Regions from separate parts of the Homo sapiens genome. Here regions 2, 3 and 4 are each linked to region 1. A link is a loop called in an ENCODE intact Hi-C map of the cell type or tissue named here. Cell type or tissue: heart left ventricle. All regions are shown on one strand. Links, peaks and the distances in the headings refer to the core of each region. The heading gives the core; the rest is flanking DNA.

What was found. Hi-C counts contacts between places; a loop is a spot of excess contacts. Peaks named below come from ENCODE experiments on the same cell type or tissue, not always from the same donor. Only the 100,000 strongest peaks of a DNase experiment are listed, where the experiment ranks them.
Region 2: it touches region 1 in a loop (6-fold over the local background); 21 of 110 quality-filtered maps call a loop at or near these places.
Region 3: a loop joins it to region 1, with 3 times the contacts of the local background. A loop is called at or near these places in 21 of 110 quality-filtered maps.
Region 4: it touches region 1 in a loop (4-fold over the local background); 46 of 110 quality-filtered maps call a loop at or near these places.

Annotation. Positions count from the first base shown.
Region 1 is chr22:46,560,567-46,568,241 of GRCh38, forward strand. No RefSeq gene overlaps it. Among named protein-coding and RNA genes, the nearest start is that of LINC02925, 23 kb to the left of the region's middle. RefSeq lists enhancers at 1,016-1,767, 3,206-3,500, 3,490-3,659. In heart left ventricle, for the core only: CTCF peaks have their summits at 2,959 (motif pointing right) and 3,158; DNase peaks (open chromatin) are centred at 2,945 and 3,485; H3K27ac peaks cover 393 bases.
Region 2 is chr22:46,801,648-46,809,322 of GRCh38, forward strand. All of the region lies in intron 4 of TBC1D22A (TBC1 domain family member 22A), which reads left to right. Among named protein-coding and RNA genes, the nearest start is that of TBC1D22A, 43 kb to the left of the region's middle. RefSeq lists enhancers at 1,571-1,620, 1,641-1,810, 1,831-1,880. In heart left ventricle, for the core only: CTCF peaks have their summits at 1,896 (motif pointing left) and 2,095; a DNase peak (open chromatin) is centred at 1,864.
Region 3 is chr22:46,793,010-46,800,684 of GRCh38, forward strand. It overlaps TBC1D22A (TBC1 domain family member 22A), which reads left to right. Exons shown (of 13, transcript NM_014346.5): 3 at 492-832; 4 at 4,435-4,611. Among named protein-coding and RNA genes, the nearest start is that of TBC1D22A, 34 kb to the left of the region's middle. RefSeq lists an enhancer at 5,308-5,808. In heart left ventricle, for the core only: CTCF peaks have their summits at 5,768 (motif pointing right) and 5,967; a DNase peak (open chromatin) is centred at 5,782.
Region 4 is chr22:46,666,398-46,674,072 of GRCh38, forward strand. It overlaps GRAMD4 (GRAM domain containing 4), which reads left to right. Exons shown (of 19, transcript NM_015124.5): 10 at 428-476; 11 at 1,699-1,770; 12 at 2,292-2,335; 13 at 2,402-2,511; 14 at 6,446-6,600; 15 at 7,273-7,417. Among named protein-coding and RNA genes, the nearest start is that of GRAMD4, 50 kb to the left of the region's middle. RefSeq lists an enhancer at 3,226-3,726. In heart left ventricle, for the core only: a CTCF peak has its summit at 3,935 (motif pointing right); no DNase peak of the experiment used is centred there.

The DNA of each region.
Region 1 (7,675 bases), core at 1,252-5,251:
GCACAGAGAGGCTAGGTTACTCATTCAGAGTCACACAGCCAGTGTGCAGCAGAGCCAGAAGTAAAGCCCAGGGAGTCCCACTCCAGTCTGTGCTCTTAACCCTGGGCCATGACATGTCATCACCCTAGGTGTGCAGTGAGGGGACTGGGGCCTAGGAAGGGGAAGGGACTCATACCTGAAGCCACACAACCAGGGTCCAGCCCTAGGCAGGCTCTTTCTCCACAGAGACAGAGCCGGTTTGGGCCCCTCCTCTCTTCTCTTGGTGACAGTTTTGCCCATGGGCATCCTGCGGGCAAAGGGGAGGCTGAGTTTCTGGTTTGTGGGTGTGTTTCAGGAAGTGCAGCTTGATGGGGTCAGTCTTTGTGTGCAGGGAGAGGAGCTGGGTGGAGGCTGGCTGGATGACTGGGCCTAGGCCTCCGGACAACGGAAAGGAGCAGAGAAGACGAGGGATGCGTCCCGGCACTGGTATTGTGGAGAGAGACCCCAACCCCCAGGAGGGTGAGGAAGGGGCTGTTGGTTCCCCCGCTGGTGAGCAAGGGCTGGCTGTGGGAGGGGCTCCAGGAGCGGAGGGGAACTGTTAAAGATTCAGACCCAGCTGGGCGCGGTGGCTCACGCTTGTAATCCCAGCATTTTGAGAGGCTGAGGTGGGCGAATCACCTGAGGTCAGGAGTTCAGACCAGCCTGCCCAATATGGAGAAACCCCGTCTCTGCTAAAAAATACAAAAATTAGCCAGGCGTGATGGTGCACACCTGCAATCCCAGCTACTAGAGAGGCTAAGGCAGGAGAATCGCTTGAACTCGGGAGGCGGAGGTTGCAGTGAGGTGAGATTGCACCACTGCACTCCAGCCTGGGCGACACAGCGAACTCTGTTTCAAAAAAAAAAAAAAAAAGATTCAGACCCAGCCTCCGCCCCCTGTGTCACACAAACTGTTCTCCTCCTAGGGCAGGCTTAGAGGGGCCCATGCCTGGGGCACCCAGGTTGGCAGGCAGCTTCGTGGATGCCTCTGGGGAGGCCTTCCTGACTGCAGGCCGGCTCTGGGGTGCTGCAGAAGAACTCACTTCCATCTCTTCTATGATGGTGGTGTAGGTAGCCATGTTTGACAACATGTGACGATGCCTGGTGGTCACGTGATTCCAAAGGCACCACACCATAGGTCAGCCCAGGACCAATAGCTGGTGGCAGGAAGCAAGGAGCTGAACAGGTGGATTCACCCCTGGGGACTTCAGCCTGGCCATCCCAGAAGAGGCAGCTGCTGACAGGGTCTCATGGAGGGCTGAGGATGCAGGGAGGTCTGGGGGTCTTGAGGGCCACATAGGGCCTTGGGAAGTCTTGGGAATTTAGGCGACCTAGGAGACCTTGTGGGGCTTTAGGAGGGCCTAAGGAACCTGGGGGGCCCTGGGGATCGTTGAGGGGCCTGGGAAGGCCTTGAGGGGTCTCTGGAGGATCTTTTGGGCCTTGGGGGCCTGAGGAGCCTTGGGGGACCTCCAGAGGCCTAAGGGACCTTGGGAAATCTTTGGGACCTTAGGGGGAGAGGGGATGTAGGAGACTTGAGAGGCCTGGGGCTTTGGGTGGACCTTGGAAAGCAAGGGAGGTTGGGAGGGCCATGGCGGGTGGAGCAGCCCCCCCAGAGGGCCTGGGTCATTCAGCAGCCACAGCCTGGACATTGTGCTCCGGCTCTGGGAGCCCTGGTCATTCCCTCTGTGTGATGGGGGGATCCCAGGCCTGCTCCAGCATCCCTGTGAGGGTGAAGTGATCCCAAGGGGACAGGCATTGCCCTCACCCTCAGGCCTGCATGCCCCACACTCCACTTCCACACAAACTCATCTGAAGGCACATGAGGCTGTGTGGTCTACCAAAGGCTTCATGGGGAGGTGGAGGAAGGAGCCCCATTGCGAGACATCCCCGTGTCCCCAGAGCTCCTCTCACACTGACAGCCACTCTCTTCACTGGTTCGTATAAAGTGCCCAGAACAGTGCCCGGCACACAGGAGGTGTGAGCCATCGTCACTGCTGTCACTGTCTTTCAGTTCTCTCTTTCCCAGACGGCCTCTCAGGATCCCTCTTTTTGCCTCCAGCGATCTGGTGCCCCTCGTGTCAGAACAGATGCATCCTGCGATGCTCCTCACGTGAAACAGGAAGAGCCTATACATGAAAATGTGCGTCTTCCCCCATGGTGTTTCGTTTTCTTGCGGGGGGACTGAGTCTCATTCTGTCGCCCAGGCTGGAGTGCAGTGGCACGATCTCGGCTCACTGCAACCTCCCACCCCCAGGTTCAAGTGGTTCTCCTACCTCAGCCTCCCGAGTAGCTGGGATTGCAGGTGCCTGCCACCATGCCCGGCTAATTTTTTGTATTTTTAGTAGAGATGGAGTTTCACCATGTTGGCCAGGCTGGTCTCGATCTCCTGACCTCAGGTGATCCGCCTTGGCCTCCCAAAGTGTTGGGATTACAGGTGTGAGCCAGCACACCTGGCCCTCTGTGGGGTTTAGAAGTAGCTCAGCACAGGCCAGGTGCAGTGGCTCATGCCTGTAATCCCAGCACTTTGGGAGGCCGAGGCGGGCAGATCATGAGGTCAGGAGTTCGAGACCAGCCTGGCCAACATGGTGAAACTCCGTCTCTACTAAAAATACAAAAAATTAGCCGGGCGTGGTGACGCGCACCTGTAGTCCCAGCTACTCGGGAGGCTGAGGCAGGAGAATGGCGTGAACCCGGGAGGCGGAGCTTGCAGTGATCCGAGATAGCGCCATTGCACTGCAGCCTGGGCGACAGAGCAAGACTCCGCCTCAGAAAAAAAAAAAAAAAAAGAAGTAGCTCAGCACAGCATGTGGCGGGTGCCACCCAAGAAGGTGGCACAGAGGACAAAAGTCCACAGAGGACAAATGCAGCCAGTGTGGAAATCAGGCCCCAACTTGCGGGGCCGAGGCCGTGAGCAGCCACAAGGTGGCCCCAGTGAGCTTAGGGACCAGCTAGTGCAGGGCAGGTGGGAGGTTCACGCACAGCTAAATTAGGCTAAGAGAGACGTGGCAGGGTCTCCCTGGGGCAGCAGGTGGGGGCTCAGCTCACCCTGGCTCCCGGCTGCACAGCTCAGAGTGGGCACCTCCTCGCCTGAGGAGAAGGAAGGGCCGCCTGTAGCCAGCAGGTGTGCCAGCATCCTCCTACCTGGGCTGGGGCCCGGAAGGCGAACACAGGGCAACCGAACCCATTGCAGAGCAGGGCCTGAGGGCTGGCTTGGGAGCAGGTGGTTGGAGTCTGGCTCTGAACAGGCCTTGATCCGTCCCTTGGGTCCCCCAGGCCCTTCCCAGCCTCCACCCCGTGCTGCAGGCCACACCTACAGCCTTCTGTGCCGAGGGCTGTGCCCCTGGAAGCCACGTGGGGCAGACTGGAGCTGCCTGGGTCCTGGAGCAGCATTTCTGGGGCTTCAGCCCAGGGGAGCTGACTGGATTTGCGGCTACACTCACACCACACTCCTCCTCCGGGCTGGGCCGGGTGAGAGGAGGGAGATGAAGGAGGGCGGGCCTGCCCTTGCTGGTCATCAGGGTCGCTCATCTCTGGGGATCTGGCTGGAGCTAGGAATTGAGGAAGGACAGGCTGGTGGCAGGGGCCGGGGCTGGGCTTCTGGCGGGCCAGGCCCCCCTCTAGGGAGGTCTGTGCTCACTGCATCCCTAGGGACACAAGCCCAGGGCCAGGGCCTCATGCTTTCTGGCCTGGCAGGCTGCCTGCCTCAGCCCCACCCCACCCAAGGCATCCAGGGACACTGGCCTGTGGCAGACACGCCCACAGCTTTGCTGTGTGTCCATCTTTGTTGCTTCTCCTTTTGGGGAGCTACCCCTACCCCTGCACTTTAACAGGTGAACCCAGTGTGAGCCACTGCCCCGCCCACCAGCCCCTGAATCAGGCCAAAGAAGTGAAAACCATCTGACCACAGAGGAGGAGCCTGGGGGCGCAGCAGGGCCCCAGCTGGCCGGAGGTCAGCCTCAGGGTGGGTGGCCTGGAGGCCAGCTGTCTGGAGGATCCTGAGCAGAGAGGGGGGCAGGCCCTTGGTGCCTTTCCTTCCAAGAGGGGAATCTAAAGGGAGAGAGTGACATCAATCCAAGGCCCACCGTGCAGATGCTGATTACAGAGGCCAGCGGAGGTGACACAGGTCCTGCCCAAGACAGTCCTGGAGATGGATGGTGGGGCTGGTACCTGTCTTAATTTGCTGCATTGCTAGAAAGAAATACCCGAGGATAGGTAATTTATAAAGAAAAGGTGGTAGCCAGGCACAGTGGCTCACACTTGTAATCCCAGCACTTTGGGAGACTGAGGCAGGCAGATCACCTGAGGTCAGGAGTTCGAGACCAGTCTGACCAACATGGAGAAACTGTCTCTACTAAACATACAAAATTAGCCAGGCATGGTGGCACATGCCTGTAATCCCAGCTACTTGGGAGGCTGAGGCAGGAGAATCATTTGAACCCGGAAGGCAGAGTTTGCGGTGAGCCGAAATCGCGCCATTGCACTCCAGCCTGGGCAACAGGAGCAAAACTCCGTCTGGAAAAGAAAAGAAAAGAAGAGAAAAGAAAAGGAAAGGAAAGGAAAGAAAAGAAAAGAAAAGATGGTTATTTGGCTCATAGTTCTTCAGGCTGGTACAAAGAAGCGTGGCACCAGCATCTGCTTCTGGTGAGGCCTCAGGAAGCTTCCACTCATAGCAGAAGGGGAAGGGTAGCAGGCATCCCATGGAGAGAGGAAGGAGGGAGGAGAGGGGGAAAGGAGGTTCCAGGCTCTCTTTAACAACCAACCCTCGCGGGAACTAATAAAGGCAGAACTCACTGTTAACGCAAGCACCAAGCCGTTCATGAGGGGTCCGCCCTCATGATACAAACACCTCCCGCCAGGCCCCACCTCCAACACTGAGGATCAAATTTTAACCCGAGATCTGGAAAGGACAACATCCAAACTATATCAGCATCCCAACAATGAGAATGTACTTCATGTTACCTCAAAATGGCTAAGACAGTAAATGTTTAAACATGGGTAAATCTAAGTAACTATTGGCTGCATAGAATAACATTAATTTTTCATTGTCTTTTATATAGATAAAAATTTTATTTATTTATTGAGACACAGTATCGCTCTATCACCCAGGCTAGAGTGCAGTGGCACGATCTCAGCTCACCGCAAACTCCACCTCCAGGGTTCAAGCGATTCTCCTGCCTCAGTCTCCCGAATAACCGGGACTACAGGCGTGTGCCATCACGCCAGGATAACTTCTGTATTTTTAGTAGAGACAGGGTTTTGCCATGTTGGGCCAAGCTGGTCTTGATCTCCTGACCTCAGGTGGTCTGCCCGCCTGGGCCTCCCTAAGTGTTGGGATTACAGGCGTGAGCCACCGTGCCCGGCTTATATAGGCCGGGCGCAGTATAGGCCTTGCCCATACCCATCAATAGCCACTACATTCGTGAATAGCCACTGCATTCCAGCCTGGACAACACAGCAAGACTATATCTATTTTTTGTTGTTTTTGTTAAAGTACATTAGTGGCCGGGTGCAGTGGCTGACGCCTGTAATCTCAGCACTTTGGGAGACCGAGGTGGGCAGATCATTCGAGGTCAGGAGTTCGAGACCAGCCTGGCCAACACGGTGAAACCCTGTCTCTACTAAAAATACAAAAATTAGCCCAGCGTGGTAGCTTGCATCTGTAATCCCAGCTACTCAGGAGGCTGAGGCAGGAGAATCGCTTGAACTCAGGAGGTGGAGGTTGCAGTGAGCCAAGATCACACCACTACACTCCAGCCTGGGTGACAGAGCCAGACTCTGTCTTAATAAATAAATAAATAAAGTACATTAGATGATGTCTTAGTCCCTTTTGTGCTGTTATCACAGAGTATCTGAGACTGGGTAATTTATAAACAATGGAAGCTTATTTGGCTCATAGCTCTGGAGGCTGGAAGTCCAAGAGCAAGGTGCCAGGATCTAGGGAGAGCCTTCTTCGTGCAACACCCCATGGAAGAAGGCAGAAGGGCAAGAGAGTGTGCACTGAACCCATTCTTTTATCAGGAACCCACTCCCAAGATAACTAACCCACTCCCAAGATAACTAACCCACTCTCATAACGAACCCACTCCCATGATAACTAACCCACTCCCAAGATAACTAACCCACTCCCAAGATAACTAACCCACTCTCATAGCTAACCCACTCCCAAGATAACTAACCCACTCCCAAGATAACTAACCCACTCCCATGATAACTAACCCACTCTCATAACTAACCCACTCTCATGATAACTAACCCACTCCCAAGATAACTAACCCACGCCCATAACGAACCCACTCCCATGATAACTAACCCACTCCCAAGATAACGAACCCACTCCCAAGATAACGAACCCACTCCCATGATAACTAACCCACTCCCAAGATAACTAATCCACTCCCATGATAACTAACCCACTCCCATGATAACGAACCCACTCCCATGACAACTAACCCACTCCCAAGATAACGAACCCACTCCCAAGATAACTAACCCACTCCCATGATAACTAACCCACTCCCAAGATAACTAACCCACTCCCAAGATAACGAACCCACTCCCATGATAACTAACCTACTCCCAAGATAACTAATCCACTCCCATGATAACTAACCCACTCCCATGATAACGAACCCACTCCCATGATAACTAACCCACTCCCAAGATAACTAACCCACTCCCAAGATAACTAACCCACTCCCATGATAACGAACCCACTCCCAAGATAACTAACCCACTCCCAAGATAACGAACCCACTCCCATGATAACTAACCCACTCCCAAGATAACTAATCCACTCCCATGATAACTAACCCACTTCCATGATAACTAACCCACTCCCAAGATAACGAACCCACTCCCAAGATTACTAACCCACTCCCATGATAACTAACCCACTCCCAAGATAACTAAACCACTCCCAAGATAACTAACCCACTCCCATGATTATAAACCCACTTCCATGATAATGAACCCACTCCCGTGATAACTAACCCACTCTCATGATAACTAACCCACTCTCATAACTATAATTAACCCACCCCCAAGATAACTAACCCACTCCCATGACAACTAACCCACTCTCATAACTATAACTAACCCACTCCCAAGATAACTAACCCACTCCCATGATAACTAACCCACTCCCAAGATAACTAACCCACTCCCAAGATAACTAACCCACTCCCCTAACCCACTCTCATAACTAACCCACTCCCAAGATAACTAACCCACACCCATGATAACTAACCCACTTTCATAGCTATAACTAACCCACTCCCATGATAATGAACCCCTCCTATGATAACTAACCCACTCCCATGGTAACTAACCCACTCCCAAGATAACTACCCACTCCCATGATAATGAACCCCTCCTATGATAACTAACCCACTCCCAAGATAACTAACCCACTCCCATGATAAGTAACCCACTCCCATGATAAGAAACCCACTCCCATGGTAACTAACCCACTCCCAAGATAACTAACCCGCATCCATAACTAACCCACTGTCATGATAACTAACCCACTCTCATAACTAACCCACTCCAAAGATAACTAACCCACTCCCAAGATAACTAACCCACACCCATGATAACTAACCTACTCTCATGATAACTAACCCACTCCCAAGATAGCTAACCCACACCCATGATAACTA
Region 2 (7,675 bases), core at 344-4,343, 240 kb after region 1:
CCGTCTAGGGCCTGCCTCGCAGCAGTGGGGCCTCGGAGGGCAAACTGTGTGTGGAGCTCAGCTCTGGCCCTCAAGGCTTTCGAACGGTAGGACAGAAGGCACGACGACCCGTCCGTCAAGGAGTGGGGCCAGGCCACGGCTGTGTTCCACTTCCCCTGAGGGGTGACCATCCAGTCTAGGCTTTATGAGAGCGTGCTGATAGATGGAGGTCAGCGGGAGAGGGTGTTTTGGGGGTTGGGAGGGCATGAACAGAAGTTTGGAGCCGTACACCTTGGCAGCACTAATACGAGTAGATGCCCCCTTGGTGTCCGTGGCTCTAGGGCAGCCGTGAAGGGGCCTGGGCCCTTGGTGACAGGAGGAAGCAGGTGCGGCCTTGGAGTAGGCCCTCAGTGTGATGGCTGGCCGTGTCCTTACTCATGAAGTGGCTCAACCTACCTGTTTCGTCAGCTGTAGAGGGAGCATGAGACCTGCCCTGCAGGGTCCTCGTGAAGGTCAGTGGGAATTTATGTAGAGTCACTCATCCAGGCTCTGTTGAGCACCTGCTGTGGTTGTAGGCACTGGGGAGGAATCGGCGGCGAGGCTTGCGAGGGCCCTGCCCTCAAGGAGCTGACATTCTCGTGTGAGGAGACAGAGGGAGCTCGCTCAGTACCCCCGCAACCATCAGAAGGCAGGAAGCATATAGGGAGAGTCAAGGCATGTGGAGGGTAGAGGCTGGAGCTGCTCTGCAGTTGGCTGTTTCTGGGGCGAGATCTGCACGGAGTCAGGTATTTGAAGAGGGGGCATGAGCATTCTAGGGACAGGCCCAGAGGTGCAAAGGTCCTGCGGGCAATAGAGCTTCATGTGCTTGAGGGGTTTCTGAGGCTCTGGCCTGGTGGCTGAGTGGGGTGTGGGGAGAGGCCTGCAAGGCAGGCAGGGACCAGGTCCCCAGGGCTGAGAAGTCCAGGAGAAGGAGCTCTGCTTTTACTTCGAGCACAGCATGAAGCCTCTGGGAGGTTTTGAACCGGGGGAGTAAAGCGCGGTGCAGAGCATCAGAAAGCGGTTGCTATTCTGTGGAAGGAAGAGCCGATGACTGCTTCTGAGCAGAGTGTTGCCAGTGGCCATGGACGACGTGGAGTCCTTGGGCAGCTCATGGGAGGGGCTGGAGGAGGGTCAGAGTAGGGTGGGAGACTAGGGGGCAAGAGTGGAGGCCGTGGGCTGGGGATGTGGGTGGGGTGGGCTGCGTGAGTCGGGGGCTGATGAAATCTGGAGCTGGGTAGACTGGCGAGAAGGCAAGAGCCAGGACCCCCATAGCTTAGAGCCTGGGGTCTGCAGGGATGGGGAACAGCCGATAGACACAGAAATCAGAACACACTCCAGAGATGGCATTTCACTGGGGAGACAAAATCTCCTCCTCATGAAACAGAGAGCCAGGGAAAGCAGTGTGTTTAAATGCTCCCATGGTTACAGCCACTGGGGGCCTTCACTCTGTGCTGGGCACTGTGCTGTAGAGACTGTGTTATCAGCCACCAAAAGACCCCCCTCTGCACCCCCACCCCCTTCCTGCGTGCCCCAGATTGCTGGCCTTATCGCTGGTTTACAGCTGAAGAGCTCGAGACAAGGTTAAACAGGCGGCTGCCCTCCAGCCCCACAGTGAGGGCAGAGCTGGCTGGGAACCGGGGTCACCCCGGGCTGGGCTCCCAGCCTCCAGGTCACACGTTTCTGGTTAGTGTAGACAGTGGGCATTCTTGGTGCTGTTGGAGGCCTGAGGAAGGGCGGCGGTTTTCTCTCCTGTGGGCCTTGTTGGAGATCTCGCTTCTGCTGTGGGAGCTGGGGCCCGGCCCCCAGGAGCTGAGGCGGGGAGGGCGGTTGGTTCTTGCGACCCGGCCGTCAGCGTTCAGCGTCGCCCTCTAGTGGCCAGGTGCTGTCTTTGCAGCCTGGGCTTCATGACCACAGCAGGGCACGTTGGCCTTGTGGGTGGGGGGTGCTTACACTTGCGCGTGTCTGTGTGTGTTCACCGTGCTTACTGAAAGGCAGGCACAGCCTCAGAAGAGAATAACGTGAGGGACGAAGATGAAAGCTCTGGCTAACTCGGCCTTGCCCTGGCGTCTCATCAGGGAAGGGCTTTGTCAAGGAAGGCAGCCCCCTGGCCACCTAGAACTGCTGAATGCAGAGGCCCGGGGCAGAGGGAACAAACTCCAGCTTGCACAGTCCTTCTGTGCATGCACTGGCCCAGCCACACCCAGATCCTTGCTGGCCCTGCTCTGTCCTCAAGTCCCCTGCAGTGAGTGTCACATAGTAGGTACTTGTCATTTGATGGTTCGCTGACTCTTCAGCTAGACCTTTCTTGCCTTCTTTTGGTGCATACATGGTCCTGTGTCTCTGGTTTTACTTTGTTTCTTAGATAAATTTACTAGGTAAGTAACTGACACTACCATCCAATGGCAGCTCAGCAGCAATGCGATGGCACCTCCTTGAGCCAAGGACGGGCTTTCCCAACCGTGTGACTCTGGGTTTGCGTTTTCCCCCCGTGGCTTCCCCCACATCACCGTTACTCTGCTTTCCCTCAAAGCTTGCCCCCGGCCTTGGCCCCTTTTTGCCCGTGTGTTCCCACTTAGGACAGGAGCTGTGCCTATTTCTTTTCTCTGCTCATTTTGTCACTAAAGGGTTTCTGTGATCATCATTAACGGAAATGTTATTGAAAGTTAGAGAAATGGAAAAGATAATAAAACCAACAAACCAAAATTGCCACTGTTTCCACATGCTGTATTAACTAGAGTTGTGCTTGCTTTTTCTCTCTAATTTATTCCCTCTTAATCAGTTCTTACCAGTTTTTCAGAGCTCACTAGCAGAAATGGCTCTCTCTCAGCGGCTGTTTTATCTGCAGAGTGATCTGGGCTTCAGGCAGGGCATGCGAGAGCCTCAGTGAACACGCTGGCTCCCCACTTTCACAGCATTGCCGGCATCCTTTTTTCTGGGTGATGTGTTCCCTGCTCGATGTGGTATTTGAACTACATGTGATGTCACTTGGCTTAAAATAACCAAATTAGATATGATTTGGTGAAAATTAGGAATTTTATTTACTATCCATAGTAATGTAAATCTTCAGTTTAATAGGAAACCTTTCACTGTTCCTTCAGGTGATTTGTTTCTGTTGAATGGTGATTTTTAGTCTGTAATATTAAAAGCAAATGCTAAAAGAGAGTTTGTAAGTCTTTGGTATGGTTTTAAAGGAGCCGCCTTAAAAACTTATCTGTTGCATGTTTGTCTTTTTTTTCTTATAATTTCTTTTGTAGATGAGGATATTGGATACAGACTTGAGCAATTGTGCGACTGTGGTATTTTCTCTATGTGAGGGATAGGAGAAGGAAAGTAGGGCGAGTATGGCAGGATCCCCAGGGACTCATTGCTCCTCGCCCTGTACAACATTTTCTACTTGTAACTTAGCTCCTATTATGGTTTCCTCTAAGAGAGTATGAGTTTGTGTCCATCTGCCCATTAGACTGTGATCCTCTCTTGGGCCGTGGCTGGAGTCACTCATCCTCCTGTTCCAGTGACTGGCACATGCATGGCACATTCTCAGGAAATGCTGGCAGAGTTAATTGAGCCACCAGCGGTCAGTCTCCTTCTCTCCTACCCTGTGTTCTTCAGCGGTGAGTGGGGCATCACTGGTTTTCCAGTTGACACAGGGTGCCTTGTATCTGGGGCCTTCCGTGAAGATGTGTTTTTGCTGTAGGTAACAGAAAAGCAGACGCAAGGACTTTTGAACAAATTCAAAAGTTAAGTTTCTCAGCAAGATGCCTGGAGGCAGGTAGCTGTTGGCACTGGTTCACTGGCTCAGTGATGTCCTCAGGATCTAAGCTCCAAGTCACTTGACCTCTTCCTCACAGCTCTAAAGGGGCTGTCACCATCATGGGGTGATGGAAGGAGCAGTCACCAGGGCAGGCGTCTTCTTACTGGGAGAGTAGGGCTGCCTTCAGAGCCAGGCCACATGGCCACTCCTGGTGGTAGGGGGAGCTGCCAAGGATGTGTCTCCTGTGGGCTGGACATGGGCACTTTCAAACCGGGATTCTGGAAACAGAGAGGTGGGATGGGTTGGATATTGGTTTGGCAGCCAACTGTGTTTGCCATTCACAGAGATTGATGTGTGTGTCTCTCACCGCCCCCCCACACCCCCCACCCGATTTCTGGTTCCTTAATGTCTTTCTGTCCTTCTTCTTCTTCTTCTTCTTTTTTTTCTTTATTTTGAGATGGAGTCTTGCTCTTTCGCCCAGACTGGAGTGCAGTGGCTTCATCTCGGCCCACTGCAGCCTCCGCCTCCCAGGTTCAAGTGATTCTCCTGCCTCAACCTCCTGAGTAGCTGGGATTACAGGCACCCACCACCACACCCGGCTAAGTTTTGTATTTTTAGTAGAGACGGGGTTTCACCATGTTGGTCAGGCTGGTCTCGAACTCCTGACCTCGTGATCCACCCGCTTTGGCCTCCCAAAGTGCTGGGATTACAGGTGTGAGCCACCGCGCCCGGCCTCCAACCCTCTTATCACATTTACCCCATGGCTCAGTGCCGAGCGCTGTGTGGAAAACGTAGTATAGAGACCCAGATGTTTGATTGCATTGAACTGTCTACAGAGTGCTGGGTGTAGAGGGACTCAGTAAATGAACTTTGAATTCTCATAGTCAGTGACATGGCATTTAGAATGAACCCTCCTCTGTTCTGATTTTTTTTTTTTTTTTTGCCCGGAAATGGAGCTGAGACTCAAAGGGCCACAAACCATCCCATTACTCAAGTGCATAGTACTGAAAGCTGCCGAGAAAATAATGTTTTTGTTTTAAGATGGTTTAAATTCCTTGGAGTCTATTATTTAAAAAATATTTAAAAATTATTAAAAATTTTTAAATTTAAATTAAATTTTAAATTAAATTAAATATTAAAAATATTTAAAAATTATTTAGAAAATATTATTTAAAAAAAGTATGGCCACAGACCATTAGAACTGACATGTAAGACTGAGCTGAAAAGAAAATCAAGCTAAAAAAGGATATAAAATGTGTTAACTTAGAAAAATGTGATAATGTACCTTTGACTTTCTAGGGGCTCTGGGTATGATGGTGAGTTGTCACCCAAGCCTGAGGACAGAGTGATGGGAGCCTGAGAGGGCGGAGGTGAGTGCCTGTGGCTGGTGGGTCCCACCCAGGGTCTGGAGTGGGTAGAATAGTGCTGATCTTCGGCCAGTCAGACCTGAGTAGCTACAATTATGGAATTGGGTTTGCTGATATGAGGAGGGGAAGTTCAACCTCTTCACAGGGCTGGCCGAGCAAATGTGTGCAGAGCCAATAGGGCTTTGCTCCTCCCCAGGCATGGCCTGGATACTCTAGTATTATGGGATATTTTATAAGAGGATTGGCAGGTTCTGTGACCGCAGATTCTTCCTGCTCAACCGCAGATTCTACAGGTGCATCCTGTAGACACTTTACAGGCGAAGTTACAGGGAAGAGGATTTCTTTAAGAAGGAAAGTTGGAAGACAGTGGTGAGCAATTAGAATTCACCACCAGCGTGGAACGATGGAGGATCAACAGCAGCAGGATTGTTCTCCTTCTTTAGAATTCAGGGCTTCAGGGATTAGTGTTGATTGTGATGGTGATGGTGATGATGGTGGTGATGATAGTAGTGATGGCGATGATAACTGTGATGATGGTGGTGGGAATGATAGTGATACCAACTCTCCTGCTTGTCGGTGTTGTGGACCCTGTCAGCCCGTGCTGAGGACTTCTGTCCTGTCTGCTCTGAGGCCCCAGTGCTGCTTTGCTTGGAGCTGTTTGGGAGGCACAGTGGGTTTGATGTTAGAAGGAAGAAGCACATGCATGCGTCTGTGTGACAAAGCCATTTGCTTGACGACACGCTGGCACTACTTGGCACTGTACCTCTGCAGCGGCAGTGACCAGTGTTTATCCAGCCTTCCCCACAGGCTAGCTCATTTGTTTGGCATTTACTCCATATGATGAGTAGGGCGGCAGGATTCCTGTGATTCCCATTTTGCAGATCAAGAAACTGAGGCTTAGAAATGGAGGAGGACCTAAGGTCAGATGCCAGCCAGTAGCAACAATCACTTGATTTAATCCAGGCTTCTTTGCATTGCACACTGCTTTGCTTACTTTAATAGGACATGAAGAGTTCGGTTTTAGAAATTTTATACAGGGCCAGGTGAAGTAGCTCATACTTGTAATCCCAGCAGTTGGGAGGCCTAGGTGGGAGGATTGCTCGAGCCCAGGAGTTGGAGGCTACAGTGAGCTATGATCATGCCACTGCACTCCGGCCTGGGTGACAGAGCAACACCGTGTCTCTAAAAGAAAAAGCAAAAAAATAAAAAAGAAACTTGGTACAGGATTAAATCATAGATGATTAAAATAAGAAAATGGGAAGAAATTTCTAATGAACAGAAATGCAGTAAGGGGCTGGGCACGGTGGCTTATGCCTGTAATCCCAGCACTTTGGGAGGCCGAGGCGGGTGGATCACCTGAGGTCAGGAGTTCGAGACCAGCCTGGCCAACATGGCAAAACCCCGTCTTTACTAAAAATACAAAAATTAGCCGGGCGTGATGGCACACGCCTGTAATCCCAGCTACTTAGGAAGCTGAGGCAGGAGAATTGCTTGAACCCGGGAGGCAGAGGTTGCAGTGAGCCGAGATTGTGCCATTGCACTCCAGCCTGGGTAACAGAGTGAGATTCTGCTTAAAAAAATAAAAAAAAATAAAAAAATAAAGAAATGCAGTAGGGATGGGAGGTGAAAAATAAAAAAATAATCCAGTTACCATCACAACTGGATACAATACAGGAAGTTACACCTTAAATCAGTTGCCAAGAATAAAGCAAATCCTTGGTTTTGCATAGAGAGGTGAAGGATATCACCTTTATCCTGATGTTATTGTGTGTGGTGAAATGTAGTCAGGTAAGGCTTTGACTTTGGTGTTTAGCCAGCTTTTTTTTTTTGGGAGACAGTCTTGTTCGGTTGCCCAGGCCAGAGTGCAGTGGCGCGATGTTGGCTTACTGCAAGCTCCGCCTCCTGAGTTCACGCCATTCTCTTGCCTCAGCCTCCCGAGTAGCTGGGACTACAGGCACCTGCCACCATGCCTGGCTAATTTTTTGTATTGTTAGTAGAGACGGGGTTTCACCGTGTTAGCCAGGATGGTCTCAATCTCCTGACCTCGTGATCCACCCTCCTCGGCCTTCCAAAGTGCTGGGATTACAGGCGTGAGCCACCGTGCCCGGCCTTCGCCAGCTTTTGAGGTATTCATATAAACTATTGGAGGCTTTCTCTTGAAATCCCAGACTATGTTCAAATTGGTCCTAAAGAGAAGAAGTTCAAGTTTGCTTAAAATCCTAATGTAGATTATCTTAGGGTAAGAGAATCTAAAGAATAGGTTAGTGTATTAATTTGCCTGGGCTGCCATAAGAAAATACCACAGACTGGGTGGTTTATGCAGTAGACATTGATTTCTCCCAGTTCCAGAGGCTGGAAGTCCAGGACCGGGGTGCTGGCTGATCCAGTTTCCGGGAAGGGCTCTCCTCCCGGCTTGCAGATGCCACATTTTTGCTGAGTTGTCACATGGCATTTCTTCTGTGCATGTGTGGGGAGAGAGATCCAGAGAGAGAGAGGGAGGTGGAGAGCGAGCGTGCACAGGAGCTCTCTGGGTCTCTCC
Region 3 (7,675 bases), core at 3,578-7,577, 230 kb after region 1:
GCAGGACTGCACCTGTCTGACAAGTTTCTCACGTGAGGTGGGGCCGATGTTGTGTGTTGTCCTATTTTGGGGGAATCTTGTTTAAATGATCATGTCTTCAAATCCATATACCACAGGCCTGCACCCTGCACAGGCGCTCCTGGCCCACACCCCTCACTGCTGGGCAGGAGCCTTACTGGGATTCGGGGAAGGTGCCCCAGGCACTGGCCAGAGTGAGCTGGGGTGGTCCTGCAGGGTATCACCATGTGGCCCTGCGCCTCCTCCCAGGTGACCTTCCTGGAGCCCCCTCCCCCTCCTGCCACTGAGTCCTCATGGGCTTCGCCTGCTCTTCTTTTGGCTGTCTCTGTGAATTGTGTTTGCTTTTTCACTCACTATTGCTAGATCAAAGCTGAACACTTCTATGCCTGTCTTTTCACCTGGGAATTCTTTCCTGGCTGGTTTTGGGTGAAGCCTTCGAGCATGTACGAGTAAAGACTGCCTTTGCATTGCAGTTTGCTCAGGTCCACGGCCAAGATGCCGACCACACCAGTGAAGGCCAAGAGGGTCAGCACCTTCCAGGAGTTTGAGAGCAATACCAGCGATGCCTGGGACGCTGGGGAGGACGACGATGAGCTCCTGGCCATGGCGGCGGAGAGCCTGAACTCCGAGGTGGTCATGGAGACGGCCAACCGTGTGCTGCGTAACCACAGCCAGCGGCAGGGGCGGCCCACGCTGCAGGAGGGGCCAGGGCTTCAGCAGAAGCCCAGGCCCGAGGCAGAGCCGCCCTCACCCCCCAGCGGCGACCTCCGGCTGGTGAAGTCGGTCAGTGAGAGCCACACGTCCTGTCCTGCAGGTACGATGGGAGGACTGAAGAGATGGTCTGGGTTTCTGGCCAAGCTAAGAAAGTGGCCAGAACACACTCACTGTGGGAGAATCAGTGGGTTCCCATCCTCATTTGCAGCAGGCCCCCTGGCCCACGAGAGCCCTTATGGTTCTCTTCCAAGGGTAGGGGAGTGGCCTGCGCTCTTTCCTAGGGCCCCCAAGTGCTTTCTTCTGTCCTAGCTACGTGCGTGTCTCCTCCTAGTGGAGTGGAGGCTTCTGGCCTAGCTACGTGCATGTCTTCTCCGAGTGGAGTGGAGGCACCAGGCTGTTGTGGGCTGGCCGTGAGAGGGCCACGGGGGAGCAAGCGCCTGGGGACACTGTCTCCCTCCTAACTCCACCAGCTTGTGATGGTTCCATGGGTGACATTGCCAGCCGAGGGGTCAGGCCTCTGCATGTTTAGGGGCTGGCCCTCTAGGCAGCTTACAGGATTCCTGCCAGGTGTGCGTACACGTGGGCTCAGGTCTGTAGGGGCTGGGAGTCTGACTTTTGGGTCGGCCACGTTTGCACTCTGACCCCCTCGGGTGGGGTCGTGTCTGGTGCCATGTGCATGGCACTGGTGTGCAGCAGCTGTTCTTGAGGCTGTTTCTGTGGCTGCTGCTCTTTATGTGTTGCAGGCCATCACGTCTGTGATGGAAAAGCTGCATGGTTGTGCGATGAACCCACTGTGGGCCGCGGGTACTGTTTTCAGAGCTTGGGAGACCCCACTGGACAGACTGAGGTACATCTGTGCCCTGCGGCAAGTCCATTCTGGTGAGAGGGACAGATGCAGCACTGCCCACAGTCAGCAAGGGGGCACAGAGCGTGCTGGGAGGCAGCAGGTGCCACGGTCAAGAGAGGCAGAGAATGGGGTGGGAACGCGGTGGCCCTGAGAGCAGTGGGGAGCAGGTGTCATCTGAAACGGGGAGGTCAGGGTGTCTTCGTGTCAGTGGTGCTGTTGGGAGGCAGGGGGTGAGGGGCAGGGGCGAAGTCCAGCTGGATTGGCCACTGGCCCTCATAGGTACCTCCCTCCAAGGTCTTCTGGGGGCTAGGGTGCTCTCCCCACATTTCCAGCTGAGAAGATGGAGATTGTTAGGGTGGCCTGATTTTACCCTGGAGAACTAGGTTTCATACCTAGGTCTAGTTTTTAAAACCACTTTCTAGGAATTGGTTAACTTCTAAAATGTTACAGCTCTCATTAGTTGAGAATGCTGTGCGTGATTTCATTTGATCAGTTTTCTTTTTGGAGTGTAATAAATTTTAAAGTCTTTGAACTCGTAACTGGAAATCTGGTGATGGCCTTTGCGGGAGGCTTGGAAACCTGGTGACTGACTGAAGCATGCACTGACCGCCTTCTGCAGGCCCAGTCCTGGGCAGCGCCCTTCAGCCTGTGGCAGTCGGAGTTGGCAGGATCCCTGGCTTCATCTGCTCATGGGTGGTGCTGACATTGAAGCTCTGTGAGCCTCTCAGCACCGTGCCCCCTACCCCCAAGATGCAGGGCACTGTCAGGCTGAGAGTGGCCAGGACCGCAGGACCACACGGTGTGTGGCTGGGGGATCTGACAAGAGGCAGGCTCAGGCTGTGACCAGCTGGGGTCGGGGAGCTATGAGATGTCACCCTGGGATGTCACCCTGGGATGGCCTCATCCTGGAAGAGCCAAGCAAAGGATGCTGCAGGCAGCTTGCGCTGGGAGAAGGGGGCCCATGACCTCATTGCCTTGTGCTCCCACTTGCCTGCCTTGGAGTTGGCCACCTTTCCTGTGTTTGCTTTCTGGGCAAGCTTTTTTTGAGTACTTCAGTATAGTGACAATGATACCATATATTGATCATTTACTGTGTGGCAGGTACAGTATCAAGTCCCTGTGATACTAAACTCATTAAGCTTTGCAGCAGCACTAGGACATGGACTTATGGGCTCTGCTCAGGAGTGAGCGGCCCCTTACGTGTCCTGATGAAACCACATCAGTCATTTCTGAAGATCACAGGGAAGTCCAGCTGAGCACCTTTAATTCTGGGACTCAGTGCACAGCTGCTCTTCCTGCTGAATATTCACTCTGAGGAACTGTAAGTGCTGCTGAAGCAGGAGCCTCTGAAGGAGGGAGAGGGGGCACTGTCACCCATGGTCCTCCCCTCTGCTCAGGTGCTGGTTCTCAGCCCTGTCTGCAGTAAGGCCGGCAGCGGAAACTCTGGAGCCAGACGCCCCGGGCTGGAGCCCCAGCCCACTGCTTGGTGTGCGGCTGCTACAAAATAGGAATCACTGCAAGGGCACTGAGGCTGGTGGGAGGAGATCCTCCTGGGGGTTGGGGGGAGTCAGGGAGAGTGGGCAGCGGGGATGGGGGAGGAGACAGGGCGGTACTCTGAAGTCTATGTCCCCACTTTAGCAGACTTTTCTGGAAATTTAACTGGGCCACATTCTGCCCAGAGGCCATAGGTTGCCTGGCTCCTGGATAGCCTGAGGGTTTCTGTGTGAATTATTTTCCCCCACTCCCAGGTTATAAGGGAAATGGGGGTGCTCTGTGGGAAGGAGGGCGCGGGGGAGTGCGGCTCCTACCTCCTTGCTCAGCGGCTGCTGGAGTGGATGTCGGCCCGTCAGCTGCAGCGTTTGCTTCGGCTCCATTTCCTGGAGTTTATTTTTCACTCTACTTTAATTTTCAGTTTTTGAAAAATGAGATAGCTAGACAGGATTTAGACCCAGGAGTTTGGAGCCTTTCCCAGCCTCTTGCTTGTTGGTCTCGGATGGCAGTGTTGAGTGATCTGAGGGCCTTAGGGTCTTCCCTTGGGCTGACCCGGTCCCGGGTTGCTGGGTGGAACGTGCTGTCTCACCACCTGCTTGGATCCCCCTGGGCCTGTCCGTCTTGGGGGTCAGTGGGGCCATGGTGGGCAGCAGCAGAGGGCGGGAGGGAGGGCGGGCAGCTTGTACTCTAGTGCCACTGCGGTCACTGCCTGTGGTGGGGTCTGGGAAGGTGCCATCCCTCACCTGTCTGGCTTCCTTTGTTTCCTTGGGATGAGGGTCCCTGTGGGACCTTCCTCCCAGGGCACTGGTGAGACCCAGGAGGGCCAGGCAGGTGGCGGGGTTGGGCACGCTCTTGAGATGGCAGGTGAGAGCCCTCGCAGCGCCCTGGTTCCTGCTGTGTCCCCACTGTTGCCTTCTGTCCTCAGCACCTCTGCAGGCTTTCTCCTTTCCCTCATGGTAACTCACGGGCTTGCCCTCCGCACTCAGGCCTGGCTGACCCGAGGGCACCGTCCTACACAGACCCTCTGGGTCATGTCACCTGGGCAGGCCCTGATCTGCCACCCCAGGCACTGGTGGGAGCCTGACCTCCACACAGCCCGAGGGGCCCTGGAGTTTTCTGGCTGTCATTGTGTTGCTTTTATGCAAGGTGGTCCATTTTGTTGGTGAATAATACTCTGCCAGTGAAGCGAGTGAATTTCAAAGGTGTCAGTTCCATGTTATTGCTCAAGAAACCAAGGTCCCCACTGCTGAGTGATGGGAAGAAGGGACCCATCAGCATTCACAAAGGGACAGTGGCACAGCAAGGAGGAACGTGTAGTCGGGAGGAGCGCCCTCACCCTCACCCCCATTCTCTCACCCCTGCAGAAAGTGCCAGCGATGCCGCCCCTCTGCAGAGGTCCCAGTCTCTCCCACACTCGGCCACCGTCACGCTGGGTGGCACATCTGACCCCAGCACTCTCAGCAGCTCAGCGCTGAGCGAAAGAGAGGCCTCCCGGCTCGACAAGTTCAAGCAGCTGCTTGCCGGCCCCAACACGGACCTTGGTAAGCACCCTGCCCTCTGGAGGACACACACAGACATTTCTTGCTGTTTCTGAAATAGATCACATCTTAAAGGATTCTATGTATGCTTATGTAATGCACACGCGTCCGTGTGTAATTTGCCTTGCAGGAAGGTGATGTTTTCATGTAATATTTTCAAGTCAGTCACTAAGGTAGTAGCAATTTGTGCTTTAGACAAGTTTTGTTAATGTTTTTCCCATGCAATTTGAAAATGTATTTTGCGTTCCTTTTTGTTTTCTTTTTTTAAAATTTGAGACAAGGTCTTACTCTGTTGCCTGGCTGGAGTGCAGTGGTGTGATCATAGCTCACTGCAACCTGGAATTCCTGGGCTCAAGCAATCCTCCTGCCTCAGCTTCCTGAGTATGTGGGACTACAGGATTGTGCCACCATGCTCACCAGATTTTTTAAACAATTTTTTCTACAGATACGGGTCTGCCTGTGTTGCCCAGGCTGGTCTTGAACTCCTAGGCTTAAGAGATCCTCCTGCCTCAGCCTCACAAAGCACTGGGCTTAAGGCGTGATCCACCACGCCTGGCCCATTCTGTTTTCCTGTTGTCCCATTTGCACTCTTTATTATTGCTGCCCTTGGTGAGCCCTTCGAGGCTGGCCAGGTGGACATCCTTGTTCTTGACAGTATTCTGAAGACAGTGGCTCATGGGGGCACAGCGCTGGTGACCATCAACTCAATCTGCTGGTTTTGTACTTTCCTACCATGGGGCTTGCAGTCATCAGAGGGTGACAGGCTGTGAGCCCTGCAAGGGGGCAGGGGTGAGGCTGGGGCAGAGGGGCAGGCCCACAGGGCAGAGCACAGTCACCAGTGTGACTCTTCCTGCGCGAGTTGCTTCCAGGCACACGCAGTGCCCATGTGGACTGCCGTGGCCAGGCTCTGTGGAACGCACTTGCTTTCAGTTCCTCTGGTGGAATTCCTGCTGAATCCACGTCCTTCCTTTCCCTATCTCATCTTTGTGGAGTGCCACTCTGGCTAGGTGTTTGCTAGACGCTGGAGCTCTCGGGAGGACCGGAATGTGGCCTTGGTCATGAGATTGCTTCATTGAGGGGACAAACCTGTATCACACAGTTATGACTGGTGTCACTGTGGCACTCTAAGAGCCAGAGGTGCAACGCCTGGCTTGGCCAGGAGGTGGCGAGTGGCGCACGCGGATGGGCCGCCAGGAGCCACGCAGGAGCCATGCAGGGGCCATATAGGAGCTTGCAGCAGCCGGGCCTTCACGCTCAAGCCCAGGGCAGGGAGAGGGTTTCCGGGCAGAAGCAGCGGTTCAAAGGGCATGGCTGAAGCTGTGTTCTCGAGGCGGGGGAGGGCTCTTGGAAGGTCTCCTGGCTAGAAGGACACAGCTCTGAGTAGAGTTCTCAGAGTGGGTGGTTGTTTCTTCCTTATGTTTGTTTTTTTTTGAAACAGCAACACTTGCATGTGTTATAACATGACACAGCACAGCAGGGTGTATGTGAAAATGAGGCCTGTCCCAGCCCCCACCTTCCCTTCCTTTCCACAGCTCGAGGTGTCTCCTTCCAGCGATGGCCCATGCATCTGTTGTTTTAAACGTTTCGTGTTGATGCAATTCAAACTTGCAGAACAGTTGGCATGAATAGTGCCAACAACTCCCATATGCTCTGTACCCAGAATCACCAATTGTTTACGTTTGCCCATTACCATTCTGCATGTGTGTGCCTGTTTTTGTGTGTATATATACATTTTTTTCCTGAACCATTTGAGAGTCAGTTGGAGATATATCCCTTTACCTCTGAAACCTTCGCTGCATATTTCCTAAGCACAAAGACATTCCCTCAGTATCATCACAGCACAGGGGTCACAATCAGGAAATTTAACGTTGACACAGTACTATTTTAACACTTGTATTATTTTCATCCACAGTCCATAGTCACATTCTGCCAGTTGTCCCAGTAATGTCCTTTCCCTCTTTTTTCTTAGTCCAGACTCCAGTGGGGACCATGCGTTCCATTTGGATGTCACGCCTCTGTCTTCTCCACTAACCTGGCGCAGCAGCTTTGCCGGTCTCTGCATTTCCATCTTGACACTTTAGCAGAGCACGGGCCAGTGATTTTGTGGGATGTCCCTTGGTTTGTGCTTGTCTGATGTTTGCCCACAATGAGATTCTGATTGATAATTTTTGGCAGGAACATCACTGAAGGGATTCGTGTTCTCCTTGGTCATCACAGCGGGGGCACGTGGTGCTGGTGGGTCCTCACGTTGAAGATGTGGACTCCGATCACTTGGTTGAGGTGGCGTCTGCCAGCTCTTTCCACTGAAGAGCTCCCCTTTTTCCTTTGGTGATGAAGTGCTCTGTAGAGAGATGCTCTGGGGTCTGTGCATTTCTACAGTGTATTTCTTTGTCCCCTTGCACGGCAAGGCAGTTGTGCACCTCACTTTTTAAGGGAATGATACATTTTCCCATGGCGTACGTGGAGAACCGCCTTAGTCTTTAGAGTGCCCTGTAACATGCCATCCTATGGATTTCCCCCGACTTGACTGCACCAGCCCCTGCGGTTGGGCAGCGGGTTATTCCTAACTTGCTATTATTACAAACAACTTGAGAACGTTTCTTCAGGCGCCTGAACCTCCTTCTGTGATGGTGACACAGAGCATCCCTAGCCATGGGTGAGGCGAGAAGGCAGTGTGGGGGATGGGTCTGTGAGTTCGCCTAGAGCACCAGGTGTGGAGGTGTCACCCACCAAGACAGGAGATAAAGGTAGATCGTGCTTACGGGAGTCTAGTCTTGTAGTTGACGTACCCATCTTGGCCACTTCCTCTTCTAGCATGCCAGTGCCCCTTCTCTGCTGGCTCTCCTGCCTCCAGGGTGGTGTGGAGATTCAGAACCACGTTGCACCTGGGAGAGTGGGTCCTGGAGCCGGGCTGCCTGTGTGGAGAGCTGGCTCCACTGGTTACTCGCCACGTGACCTTGAGCCAGCTTGGTGATGATCCTGCTCTCAGAGTTCTTGTTTGCGTGATAGACATGATGAAAGCGGTGCTCATTTTGCAGTTTAAATGAGATAGTACATATGACATGCT
Region 4 (7,675 bases), core at 2,053-6,052, 110 kb after region 1:
GCACCAGTGTTTCCAGATGGTTCTCTGTGCCTGCCCCAGTTGGCTCATTTGAAAATGTTTTTTGTAGAAATCACTTAAATACTCTGGAAGGTGTCGTTGGTACCCAGAGCTAGGTCAGGATCAGCTTGGACACTTGCTGATGCCACTTTGGATGTTGAAGGGCCGCCCTCTCCCACACCGCTGGCCACTTTTAAATATGTCCCCTCTGCCCAGAAGGGCCCCAGAGGAGGGGCTGGTGAGGGTGACAGGAGTTGACTGCTCTCACAGCAGGGGGTTCCGGAGGGACCTTTTCTCCCCATTGGGCAGCATAGAAGGACCTAGAAGGGCCCCCTCCAAGCCCAGCTGGGCGTGCAGGGCCAGCGATTCGATGCCTTCCCCTGACTCAGGTGGCGCTGTCCTAAAGGTGTGTGTGTTTTCTGTTCGCCAGGGGGTGGCGGATACAGTGGAGCATCGTGCCCGAAGTGTCTGAGCCCGTGGTAAGTCCCTGGAGGGTGCACGGTCTCCTCCGACTGTCTCCATCACGTCAGGCCTCACAGCCTGTAGGCACCGCTCGGGGAAGCCTCTGGATGAGGCCATGTGGTCATCCCCCTGGAGTCCTGGCCTGGCCTGAAGAGGAGGGGAGGAGGAGGCCAGCCCCTCCCTAGCCCCAAGGCCTGCGAGGCTGCAAGCCCGGCCCCACATTCTAGTCCAGGCTTGGCTGTGCAAGAAGCAGATTGCCTGGCCCTGGCCAGGCTTCCCAGCTAGGATGTGGTATGGCAGGGGTGGGGGACATTGAGGGGCTGCTGTAGCCCCCACAACCTCCCCAGGTAGGGTGGTGAACAGTAGGCTGGACAAGTGGACCTGTTCCCATCTGAGATTCAAGAGCCCACCTCTCGGAGGTTGCAGTGAGCCGAGATCCCTCCACTGCACTCCAGCCTGGGCAACAGAGCAAGACTCTGTCTCAAAAAAACAGAACAACGACAACAAAAAACCCACCTCTGGCCCACTGCCTAACTTTGTAAATAAAGTTTTATTGGCACATAGACACACCCATTCATTTACATACTGCTGCGGCTGCTTTTGCATTACCCTTGAGTAGACGACAGACCACGTGGCCATGGAAGCCAAAAATATTTACTGTCTGGCCCTTTACAGAAGTCTGCTCTAGAGGGAGACCCCGGCCCATGGGGCAGGACCACTGGGCGTGGGCAGAAGGGAGGCCTCGGTGCCTCCACGGGCCTAGTTGGGTATCTCAGTGCCTGTTTCTTGCATGGAGCACCAGGGGTCAGGGCAAGTACCTGGAGGAGGCAGGCTGTTGCCCGCCCAGCACTGGGACCCAGGAGACCTTGAGAGGCTCTTAACGAATGGGAGACAAGCAGGACCAGGGCTCCCATTGGCTGGGCCTCAGTTTCCCTGCCTGTAAGTGAGGGAGGGCAGCTGTGAAGGTGAACTGTGAGGCAGAGCCTCTGCTCAGCCATTGCAGGGGCGGCTCTGCCCCACTCCTGTTGTGCACCCAGAGTGAGGGGCACGGGGTGAGATGTCACCATCAGCCCATAGGGGTGTCCTCCTGGTGCCAGGTCCCCAAGGGATGTCCCATCCCCCCTGGCTGTGTGGGGACAGCAGAGTCCCTGGGGCTGGGAGGGCTCCACACTGTTTTGTCAGTGGTTTTTCTGAACTGTTAAATTTCAGTGGAAAATTCTCTTTCCCCTTTTACTGAAGGAACCTCCAAAGGAAGACCTGACTGTGTCTGAGAAGTTCCAGCTGGTGCTGGACGTCGCCCAGAAAGCCCAGGTACTGCCACGGGCGCCGGCCAGGGGTGTGTCTGCGCCAGCCATGGGCACCAGCCAGGGGTGTGTCTACGCCGGCCAGGGGTAGGTCTCCGCCGGCCTCCGCTGCTGCCTGGGGAGGGCCGTGCCTGACACTGCAGGCCCGGTTTGTCCGCGGTCAGCTGACTTGTAGTCACCCTGCCCTTGGATGGTCGTTACAGCAACTCTGGTGGTTGGGGAAGGGGCCTCCTGATTCAGCCTCTGCGGACGGTGCGCGAGGGTGGAGCTCCCCTCCCTCCCCACCGCCCCTGGCCAGGGTTGAACGCCCCTGGGAAGGACTCAGGCCCGGGTCTGCTGTTGCTGTGAGCGTGGCCACCTCTGCCCTAGACCAGAGCTGGGCCTTCCCCGGCCTAGGAGCAGCCGGGCAGGACCACAGGGCTCCGAGTGACCTCAGGGCTGCCCGACCTGGAGGCCCTCCTGGCGTCGCGGTGTGACTGACAGCCCAGGAGCGGGGGCTGTTGTAATTGCTGTTTCTCCTTCACACAGAACCTTTTCGGGAAGATGGCTGACATCCTGGAGAAGATCAAGAAGTAAGTCCCGCCCCCCACCCCGGCCCTGCGGCGCCCGCCCGGCCTGAGCCTCCCGTCTCCTTCCAGCTTGTTCATGTGGGTCCAGCCGGAGATCACACAGAAGCTGTATGTGGCGCTCTGGGCTGCCTTCCTGGCCTCCTGCTTCTTCCCCTACCGCCTGGTGGGGCTTGCCGTGGGTAAGTAGATGCACCTGCGGCCTGTAGCTTCAGGAGGAGGGACACAGGTGTCCGCATGCCACCAGTGTCTGCCAGGTGTCTGCAAGAGCTGTTAAACTCACCTGGCGATCCTTCCTCTGCTTTTTGTCACAAATGTTTCAATTTGGGAGAAGTGAAGCCCATCCGAGATCGAGGGACACGGTGATTGTTTCTTAAATCAAGAAGCCCTCCACTTCCAAGGCCCCCATGTCTCCTGCAAAGTGGGAGGAGCTGGAAGACCCAAGACCCAGGATAGCAGGACTTGGGGTGTCAGGGAATTGCCCTGGGCAGGACATGCCTCTTGGGGCGCCTGTGGGCTTAGGGGTGACAGTCATGGAGAGCCTGAGAGCCTGGTTTGATGTGCAGGGAGGTTGGTTGTAGCTGATGAGTTTGGTGACATCACGTGAAGCCAAGGGTCTCATCCACTAAAACACTCATCTGCAGAGCTGGCGGCGGGGAAGGAGGGTGGCTGGCGGTGAGGACCGGGCTGTGCCGGGAGGTGGGTGGGGTGTGGTGGCCCCCCCTCACCCCAGGAGGCGCTCATCCACTGCTGCCCAGCATGCTCTCTTCCCTCCTTTCTCTTTTCTTTTTTCTTGCTTCCCTCCTTTATCTTTGTCTTTCTCCTTTTCTTTGTTTTTGTCTCTCTCTCTCTCTTTTTTTTTTTTTGGAGACGGAGTGTCGCTCTGTCGCCCAGGCTGGAGTGCAGTGGCGTGATCTCGGCTCACTGCAACCTCCGCCTCCCGGGTTCAAGTGATTCTCCTGCCTCAGCCTCCCAAGTAGCTGGGACTACAGGCACCCGCCACCACGCCCAGCTAATTTTTTTTGTATTTTTAGTAGAGACGGGGTTTCACCTTATTGGCTAGGCTGGTCTGGAACTCCTGACCTCAGGCGATCTGCCCACCTCGGCCTCCCAAAGTGCTGGGATTACAGGCGGGAGCCACTGCGACTGGTCTCTTCTGTTTTGTTTTGTCTTGTCTTGTTTCTTTTCTTTTCTTTCTCTTTTCCTCAATAACAACGATCCAGTGTCTGACATGGGCCACACACTGGCATGTGGGAGCGAGGCCGCCAGGGTCCTGTCCTTGAGGGGCAGGTGGGACTCGCCTGAGCCCACGCAGGACAGCGTGTGCGGCTGTAGGAGCCACAAAGCCAGGGGTGGGGAGAGCTCCGTGCCGGAGTCGGGAGGTCAGACCCCGGCCCCTCAGCAGTCTAGGCTTGGCGTGCTGCGCAGAGGAGCAGTGGGGGCTGTGTCTGTGTGGAAGAGCAGATGCCCCCTGCCACGTTTCCTGAATGCCTTTACCATAACGCAAGCCCGACCCTAGCCCTGACCCAGCGTAACTGCTGGTGGGAGGACAGGCCTCTCTGGACGCAGCACGGCTGAGCTGTCCAACAGCAGCTCACTGTGGCCATCAGGTGGCATCACCAGGAGTGGGCAGAGCCAGATCTGATCAGACCCTTACCCCGACAATGCCCTGGAGCCCCTCTGGCTAGCACCCAGGACTCTAGGCTCATGAATGGGTAGGTGACCACTGTGACCTCCTGTTGGACCCCTAGGCCTGGGTCCAGGTGCCGAGGCTCCAGAGCTGCAGTGCACTTGCGGCCCTGGACAGCTCCGGGGCAGGCCGCCCTCCACGGGGAGCCTGGGGGTGTGCACCTGGGTCTTGGTGTCCTGCATCTGCCCTGCTGTCCTTTTTTTTCAAGACAGCGTCTCAGTCTGTCTCACCCAGGCTGGAGTGCAGTGGCACGATCTCGGCTCACTGCAACCTCCATCCCCTGAGTTTAAGTGATTGTCCTGCCTCAGCCTCGGGAGTAGCTGGGATTACAGGGGTGCACCACCACACTCAGCTAATTTTTGTATTTTTAATAGAGACGAGGTTTCACCATGTTGGCCAGGCTGGTATTGAACCCCTGACATCATGATCCGCCCGCTCGGCCTCCCAAAGTGCTAGGATTCCAGGCGTGAGCCACTGCGCCCGGCCCCTGCTGTCCTTTTTTGTGACACCCAGTGTGGTTTGGGTTCTCACAACCACCCTGAGATCACCACTGCCACTGGGCAGCGGTGACCCTGCCAGGTGTGGGCCAAGATGGCATTCCTGGCTTATCGGTGCCCATGTATTCTTTTGCAGTGCTGACAAGGGACCTCAGCTTAGAGGGGCAGAGGCTGCCTGCTCCAAGCAAGGATGGCCCCAGCTGGGACTTGGGCTCTCTTGAGCTGAGCTGTCCCTCCTGGGTCGGCCACCACGTGGAGGAGGCCTGGGAGCTCAGTCCAGTCAGCCAAGGGGGTGGTCCTGGCCCTGCCCCTCCTCACACCTAGCATCTTTCAAGAATCAACAAGTTGTCCGGACACGGTGGCTCACGCCTGTAATCCCAGCACTTTGGAAGGCCGAGGCGGGTGAATCACTTGAGGTCAGGAGTTCGAGACCAGCCCAGCCAACATGGTGAAACCCCGTCTCTACCAAAAATACAAAATGTAGCCGCGTGTGGAGCTTGCAGTGAGCTGAGATCGCGCCACTGCACTCCAGCCTGGGCGACAGAGCAAGACTCTGTCTCAAATAAAAAAATTAAAATTAAAATTAAAAAAAATTAGCCAGGCATGGTGGCAGGCGCCTGTAGTCCCAGCTACTCAGGGGGCTGAAGCAGGAGAATGGCGTGAACCCGGGAGGCGGAGCTGGCAGTGAGCCAAGATCATGTTGCTGCACTCCTGCCTGGGCGACAGAGCAAGACTCCGTCTCAAAAATAAAATAAAATAAAATAAAATAAAATAAAATAAAAAATTTAGCCGGGTGTGGTGGTAGGCTCCCAGCTACTCGAGAGGCTGAGGCAGGAGAATCGCTTGAACCCGGGAGGTTGCAGTGAGCTGAGATCAAGCCATTGCACTCCAGCCTGGGCAACAGAGCAAGACTCTGTCTCAAAAAAAAGAATCAACAAGTTGAGAATTGGGGTCAAAAAGTCTGACTTGATTGATGAATTTCTGTGAAAATGTCCTACAAAGGCAAAAAATGAAACAAAGGCACAGCTTTATCAGTCCCTTTATAGCACAGATAGTACATGGAACTCTGACCCTGGGGCCCCTGCAGGGAGGGCCTGCCACGTCTGGTCTGGTCTGGCGGGCTGTGCACTGGGGGCAGCGAGACAGCCCCCAGCACTGGGAGGGGCACCCGGAGAGACCGGAACTCCTGACAGCTTTTGCTGCCCAGGGGGGTGCGTTAGCAGGTGTGTGGGGGCCGGCCCCGCCTCCCATCCCTGCATCTGTTGCCAGGTGGGGTCCTGGGGCGCAGTCAGGCCTGGCTCTTCTGAGGTCGTGTTTAGTAGGGGGACTGACCATGATTGTGTCAGGTGACAGTATCGGGGAGAAAACGGAGCTGGTGGAGGGGAACTTGCGAGGGCGTGGCTGGGAGCCGTCTGAGCAGCTGGTCATGGGCGGCCTCTCAGCAGGGATGGGCTGGGCGTGGGGGGGCACCCAGTTGAAGAAGGGCAGGTGGGAGGGGGTTTGGGGAGGGATTGCCATGGAGGGACCTCAGATTTGGTGTCAGGTGTGGGGAATTGGGGCAGAGGAGGCACAGTCCTGAAGTGTTTCAGGTGGGTCAAGAACAGCCCTGAGCCAGGCGGAGTTGGAGAGAGAAGTGAGGGGCATTGGATGGGGGGGTCCTAGCAGAGCTGAGGGGTCTTAGTGGGAGTGGGTGGGGCGCTGGCAGTGGGGCCCTCGCCTGGGGTTGAGACTGTGCAGCACGAATGGGCCCCAGGGGAGCGAGGCTGGGGGTATCCAGGGTGAGGACTGAGCGAGCAGCTGGACTCTCACATCCAGGCTCAGGGTGGAGGGTGCCAATCTGGGAGGTGGGAGGTGCCGGAACCATCACCCTGAGTAGACTGGCATAGCTGCAGAGCTCTAGATGGAGCAGGCTGTGTCCCCTGCCCTCAGGACTCTATGCTGGTATCAAGTTCTTCCTCATTGATTTCATCTTTAAACGCTGCCCGAGGCTGCGCGCCAAGTACGACACGCCCTATATCATCTGGAGGAGTCTCCCCACCGACCCGCAGCTCAAGGAGCGCTCCAGCGCCGCAGTCTCACGCAGGGTGAGCCCGGCCCCCAGCTGCGGGGATGGGGGGATGGGGGGCCACGAAGCCGGGCATCCCCAGGCCCACAGTGCTCTGTTCACCTCCGGCTCATTTAGAGGCTGTTTCTTCAATTTTATAGACTCCTTAAACTTGAGGGTTTTTTTTTTCCCTGTTACCACTGCGGTTTCTGAGGCTCATCCAGCCCCTCCCAAGCCCAGGGCAACACCTGGGGACTGGCCATGATGACTGAGAGCCAGCAGGCCTGGGAGTGACCACTCCATGGGGGTGCCCGGCCCCTGCCATCCCTGACAGTGAGGCTCTGGCGCTGAGACCAGGCAGTTTGAGAAGGGCCCCCTTGGAGCCACAGCCTGGCACTGGGCCATATTTCATTCACAGTCACAGGCCCTCCAGATGTGCAGCACAGCATCCCAGCCAGGACCACGGGGAATGAGCAGGCCTCGGTGCTCCCTTCGGGGTGGCTCAGATGAGTCAGGAGGGTTGCTGGGCTCTCCCCACTGAGGTGAGGTGGCCCTGCCTGGAAGAAGGAGCCGCTCTGGGCCGGAAGGGACCTCGGGAACGTCTTCCCAAATTTGGATCCCAGCTTTTGGGGAGGTGTGTGTGCGGCCAGCACATCTGGGTGCTGCAGGCGTGGGCAGCGGGCCTGACCTCGACGCTGTTTGCCGTTGGCAGCTGCAGACGACCTCGTCACGGAGCTACGTACCCAGCGCACCGGCCGGCCTGGGTAAAGAGGAGGACGCCGGTCGCTTCCACAGCACCAAGAAGGGCAATTTCCACGAGATCTTCAATCTGACAGAAAACGAGCGTCCGCTGGCGGGTATGTGTGCCGTGAGTCTGAGGCCAGGCCGAGCGCCGACACAGACTGAAGGCCCGTGAGGGGGGCGCTGTGGATGCAGGACGGGGTCGCCCTGTGACAGGCCAGAGGAGCCCTCAGGATGGCATTCACATCCCACTGCCCCAGGAGGAGTGCAGGAGCCAGGGGTCATGAGGACTCTGCGGGCTACAGGGGAGGAGGGCGTGCCCGTGGGGAGAGCCGCCCACGCTGCAGCACTCCCCTGACAGCAGGCGTGCAGGC